Linked DNA regions of Mus musculus: region 1 is linked to region 2. Evidence: chromatin loops called from intact Hi-C (ENCODE). Cell type or tissue: left cerebral cortex. All regions are shown on one strand. Each heading gives the region's core, and the rest is flanking DNA. Links, peaks and the distances in the headings are about the cores only.

Region 1 (2,806 bases), core at 289-2,788, 160 kb after region 2:
ACAATGCTGTCTTTACAGCAACCAATCAAAGGTGGCTTGTATGAGGCCCAGAGGCTTAGGGACCAGATACTGAAAATCCAGTGTCCTTCTTGCATCCTGGCTCCTCCCCATTCTCCTGACTTTCCTCTGTATCCTCCTTATCCTGACCTTTTGGCCTTTTAACCTTTTTCCCCCCTTCATCTTCTCTGGAGACAGGGTTTCTCTGTGGAGCCCTCACTGTCTTGGGATTTGCTAGGTAGAGCAGGCTAGCATAGATCCACCTGCCTCTGCCTCCAGAGTGCTGGGGTTAAAGGCATGTGCCATCATACCGAGCCCTAACTTTTTTGTTTGTTTGTTTTTTTAACAGAAGTTTCTCTTGGATCGTTTCACTGACATTACTCAGTTATTCATACAAATCAAAGCCAAAACAGTACTTCTTTTAGAGTCATGCCAGATCAAACCCCTAGAAAATGATGCTCCCTGCCAGCAGGAACTAGGTAGACAGAAACAGTCGCCCCTATCCTTTGCATATAAAGGATCTGGAACAAACACCGCACCCCCCCCCCGCGACCCCCCCTCCCAATCAAGACCCTGAAATTGAATTCAAACGTAGCGATTCAGAGATTGCAGAAATAAAAAGTAGCTGATATTGTTAGCATCAGGACCTCCCAAACCTATGACATCACATAGGCGACAGCGCGACCTGCAGCATATTCCCAGCATCCACTTGGCTCACCTCCCACCTTTACCTTCATTACGTCATTTTCCATATAAATAAGGAGAACGCCCCCTCTGTCACTCCCTCTTTTCTCTTTCCGCCGCCACCTCGTCCCTCTCTCTCAATAAAACCTCTTCCACGTGGAACTGTTTTGGCCTAGTATGCTGTTAAGACGCGACCTGACATTCTAACACATCAGATATCTATCCCAGTGGCAGTGGTTGCAAAAACGTACAACAGGCGCTGTAGTGTCAGAACCCAGCTTTCTCATTCTGTCCCTTTCTCCCTTCCACATCCTTAGCTACAAAAACTCCAGCTTAAAGCATGAAATGTGCCTTTTCCTGACCTCTGGTCTTTATGTGACAAAGTCCCGTGCTTGGATCGCGACATGCAGAGCTAGAACTAGAAAACCCACTTCTTTGAGTAAAGCTTGCTCCTCGCTGTTTGAGGACGTCTAAATTCTCTCTCTCTCTCTCTTTTTATTTCTTCCCATAATCCTAATTCGTACTTTTACTCTGACCCTAACAGTTCCAGTAACAGTCTTGGGACAAGACAGAAATGCCTTCATAGTGGATAAGAGGAAAGGCGGGGGACAGGCTGTCTGGGAGAATGGACCGCCTGGGTCCTGGCAGCTGGAGGGCAGGGCAAGGTGGGGATCAGGTAAGCCAGTCTGGTGGAGGGGGCAGGAAGTCGGAGGAAGAAAGGACACGGTGAGGAAAGACTTCCCGTTGGCTATTTGGAGCATGGGTCAGCAGCTATGCTCATCGCGTTATGGCGTAGCTGTGGAGGCCTGGGAGTTGCGCATGCGCGTGCCAGAGGCGTAGGCTCGCCGCACCGCAGCCGCTTTCTCCGTAGCTGGTGGAGCGGTCTGCGTCCGTACCCCGGCTTCGCCGCGGTTTCTAAGGTAAGCAGGAGCACTTCCGGTGGGCCTGGCGTTGCCTGGGCAACGGGAGCGGGGTTCCGTTGGCTTTTTTGAGTTCTGTGTAGCTCCAGACCCCAATTTCCTCTGCGCGTGTGGAACCTCTCCCGGAACGGAAGTCAGGACCAGAGCGACTACTGCGCAGGCGTGGTGTGCGGCCAGCGGGCCTGGGTTGGTTCGCTGGTGCGGGTGGCATGGATTGATTGATGTCCGGTCCGTCCAGGACTGCGAGCCAGGACGGCGCTGTGGCGTGTGGCCATCACTGAGGCCCCGGTGGCAAGCAGGGGGCAGGGCTGCGGTGGAACTGCGCGTCCTTGTGCACCACACGTGGGCTCCAGGACGGACCTGGTGCCTGGCTCCAGACTGACTCGTAAAGCAAGTCTTGCTGCCGAGGTAGATTAAACTACCTGGGCGGCTTGGTGGGCGGTCCTTTCCTGCCCTCCTTTATTTTTAGAGTAGATTTTAAAATCATTTCCACTGGTTTGGCACATGTTAGATGGATGTCACTTTAGTACGGTACAGGGTAGGATGGAAGTAGTAAAGGCTGTTAAGAATGCTGGACGTGGTGGCGCACGCCTTTAATCCCAGCACTTGGGAGGCAGAGGCAGGCAGATTTCTGAGTTCAAGGCCAGCCTGGTCTACAGAGTGAGTTCCAGGACAGCCAGGGCTACACAGAGAAACCCTGTCTCGAAAAACCAAAAAAAAAAAAAAAAAAAAAAAAGAATGCTTTCATATAATGTTCTCTAGGGCGTTTTGTTACAGAGTCCTGGCATTCTTTTTACCCAGAGGCAGGACCCAAAGGGGTTTATCTTATGTATAAAGGTAAGTTGCCTACAGGTATGTCTACGCACCACACGCTTGCAGTGTATAGAGAGGCTAGAAGAGGACATTGGATCCCCAGGCAGTGGAGTTACACATACGGGTGCTAGGAACTGAACCCTGATCTGCAGGAGCCCCTTGCGCTCTTAACCCCGGAGCTATCTCTCCAGCTGCCCACTCCCCGCCCCTATCTTTTAAACTAGAATTTTCTTCAACTTTAGTGTTACTCAGTATTTCTTGTATGGTTTTAAATGTTAGCATGTATCTTCCAAGGACGCTTGCCTGTGTTTCTGTTGTTAGTTTCTACAGTTGGTCTACACTCTTGTCTGTTCCTGGATCTTTCCTTTTTGGCCTCTGAGAGGCTAATGTGG
Region 2 (2,806 bases), core at 212-2,711:
TGACTATGAGGTCTGTACAGGGACGTGAGAGGGAGCATCCAGCTACACAAGGAGCCCACTGGAGAAAGTGCCCAGCTCACACAGCATCTGCCACCCACCAGCATTGCCCAGCTCATCCGCTGACACTGTCGGGATCTCTGTGTAATACCTTTACTTCTGAATTTTTTGGAGGATTTTTTTCTTTTCTTTTCTTTCTTCCTTTTTTTCTGCGCATGTATGTGTGCATTCATGGTGTTTCTGTATGTGTTTATGCACTGTATGCTCAAATGTGTGTGGGTACATGTGTGTGCATGTGAGGAGGCCTGAGGCTGGCGTCTCAGCTCAGCACTCTCAGATATGGCTAGTCTCCCTAGGCAGCTTGCTCCAGGGACTGTCTTCTCAGTGCTGTCACCCAGTTGGCATTCCCGTGCCAGCTTGATTCACTTTTGTTATCATTTTAAACAGGAGCTTGCTAAATGGTCCAAACAGTCTCCAGGTGATGCCCCTCCTGTCCAAGCCTACCGAGTGCTGGAATTGCAGCTGTGAGCTCCTATGCCGCTACCTAAATTTTAAAACAGACACAGTAACACTTCTGCAATAAGAAAGTATACAGCACTTTTAAATACCAACTCTCTTTTAAATTTGATTTACATTGGTGTTTTCCTCCATGTATGTCTGTGTGAGGCTATCAGATCCCGTGGAACTGGAATTACAGATAGTTTCAAACTGCCATGTGGGTGTTGGAACTTAAACTTGGGTCCTTTAGAAGGGCAACTGGTGCTCTCAACCCGAGCCGTCTCTCCAGCCCATCAATTCTCTTTTTAAGAGAGGTGAAAATCCAAAGATTTTGATACTATGAAAATTCTTGGTAAAGTAGTTTTCAACAAGTCTATGCAGGGTGAAGAGAGGAAGGAACAGTGGAAACCAGAGACAGACAGCCTGAGCCAGAGACAGACAGCCTGCAAGCCAGAGACAAGACAGCCTGCAAGCCAGAGACAAACAGCCTGCAAGCCAGAGACAAGACAGCCTGCAAGCCAGAAACGGACAGCCTGTGAGCGCACAGTCCATAGCAGCACAGACATGGCAAGGCAGGCGGCACCTCCCTTTCTTCATTCTCTTGTACTGCCAGGGAGCAGCTACACTGGCACCAGGAAGGAAACAGGAAGTAATGAGGCAGTGGGGAGACAGAAACCGAAGAACCACACAGTGGGGCTTTTCTTTTCTTTTTTTTTTTTAAGGGAGAAAGAGGAGGGGCGGGAGCTGGCTGGCAGGACAGCTTGCTTGCCACAAAGCCTGATGGCTCGAGTTCTATCCTTGGAACCTGTACAGTGAGAGAGAAAAGCCTTCTGCCCAGGTGCCATGGCAGCATGTGCCCATACAGTATGTGTGTGTGGGGGCACACATCTGCACAGGTGTAATGGCACACATGTGCCCATAAAGTATGTGTGTGTGTGGGGGGGGCACACATCATGGCATACATGTGCCCATACAGTATGTGTGTGTGTGGCACACATCTATTCTCACACACATACAAATAAAACAAAAGACAAAAGAAATACTAAAGTATAGAGCTGCCATGCAGAGCATAATGAAGGTGTGTAGTGTGTAGTTCTCCAATCATCCCTTTTCTAGGCTGTGGAATAAATTCAGTCTCTTGGAGAAGGTAGGCCACTCCCCACTCCACCCCCACTGCAGGTTTGGGATGAGCCTTGCACAAAGGAGACTGTTTCCTTTCCCTCCACCCACCTTAGGGTGGCACTGTTGCTCCCCGTAAGACTAGGACAAACATAAGGGACAACTGACCAGATTTCATAGGAAGGTGACATTTTTAGTAACCGGAAACTGTCCCAGACTAGGGGTACAAATCTATGCAGAGGGGCTTCGGGGACTTCCATTAACAATGGTGCTTACACCCGGCACCACCCCTCTGCTAGGCAAGGGGCACTGGTGAGGGGGTTCTACTGTGCACTAGAGACACACATGGAATGTTTTCTCCTGTGAAACAATAGAGCATCCCTGTGCTTATTAAAATGTGGGCTACTAACCTGAAAGAGTGTATCACCTGGAGATGACACGTTCCCATCTTGACAGGATGCAGTGTGGTTTTCTAAATGTGCATTTATACCATGGGTGGTTAAACAAACCACACACACAACTCACCTTGCCATCTCTTTTATAGTGACAACATTTAGAATCTACTCCCACAGAGGTGAAGTAAGAGCAGAGGCTGGGTGAGGAAGGCAAGGGGACATGCTGGCCAGAGGGTATGGAGACTCTTACCTAAGAGGGTGAGTTTTTAGTGTCCTGTTGCACAGCAAGGTTACCACAGCTAATAATAATATATATTGCATGATTCAAATATTTCCTCTCAGTAACAAAGCCATGACTTTTCAGTGAAAACAGCAACCCACACCTACTGGTCCAAAGTGCTAATTCCTGTGGTGCTTAAAATGTGAATGTCCCCATCAGTTTCCAAGGCACAGTCACTCGTGTGAGCGGTGAGCACCCACAGCAGTGGGTGCAGCACCTGTTGCCTCCCCCGCCCCCCAGGACTGTGAGGCTGCTCACCGGCTGAGTTCTCCTGCTTGAGACACTGGATGGACGTCCTCTGGGTTTTGGGCTGGAGCAACAGCAGGAGCATGGGTTCGAGGATGCGGGCCACATCCCCGAGGGAGAGCGCTCGCACCAGCCAGCCCTGGGCTGCTGCACTGATAGCACCGTCTGTGCAAGCCAGGCTATCCAGGACGACAAACAAGGACCTGTGGGGAGAGATGCCACCGAGTTCCCACTCTGCCGCTCCTGCATGGCAGGCACCACGGCCTGCAGT

What was found. Hi-C counts contacts between places; a loop is a spot of excess contacts. Peaks named below come from ENCODE experiments on the same cell type or tissue, not always from the same donor. Only the 100,000 strongest peaks of a DNase experiment are listed, where the experiment ranks them.
Region 1: it touches region 2 in a loop (2.2-fold over the local background); 11 of 42 quality-filtered maps call a loop at or near these places.

Annotation. Positions count from the first base shown.
Region 1 is chr16:93,602,769-93,605,574 of GRCm38, reverse strand. Setd4 (SET domain containing 4) reads left to right here and starts at 1,760. Exons shown (of 12, transcript NM_145482.3): 1 at 1,760-2,009; 2 at 2,364-2,438. In left cerebral cortex, for the core only: no CTCF peak of the experiment used is centred there; DNase peaks (open chromatin) are centred at 773 and 1,628; H3K4me3 peaks cover 1,653 bases; H3K27ac peaks cover 1,439 bases.
Region 2 is chr16:93,766,058-93,768,863 of GRCm38, reverse strand. It overlaps Dop1b (DOP1 leucine zipper like protein B), which reads right to left. Exons shown (of 37, transcript NM_027293.1): 18 at 2,548-2,738. Among named protein-coding and RNA genes, the nearest start is that of 2310043M15Rik, 27 kb to the left of the region's middle. In left cerebral cortex, for the core only: a CTCF peak has its summit at 1,740; a DNase peak (open chromatin) is centred at 1,712.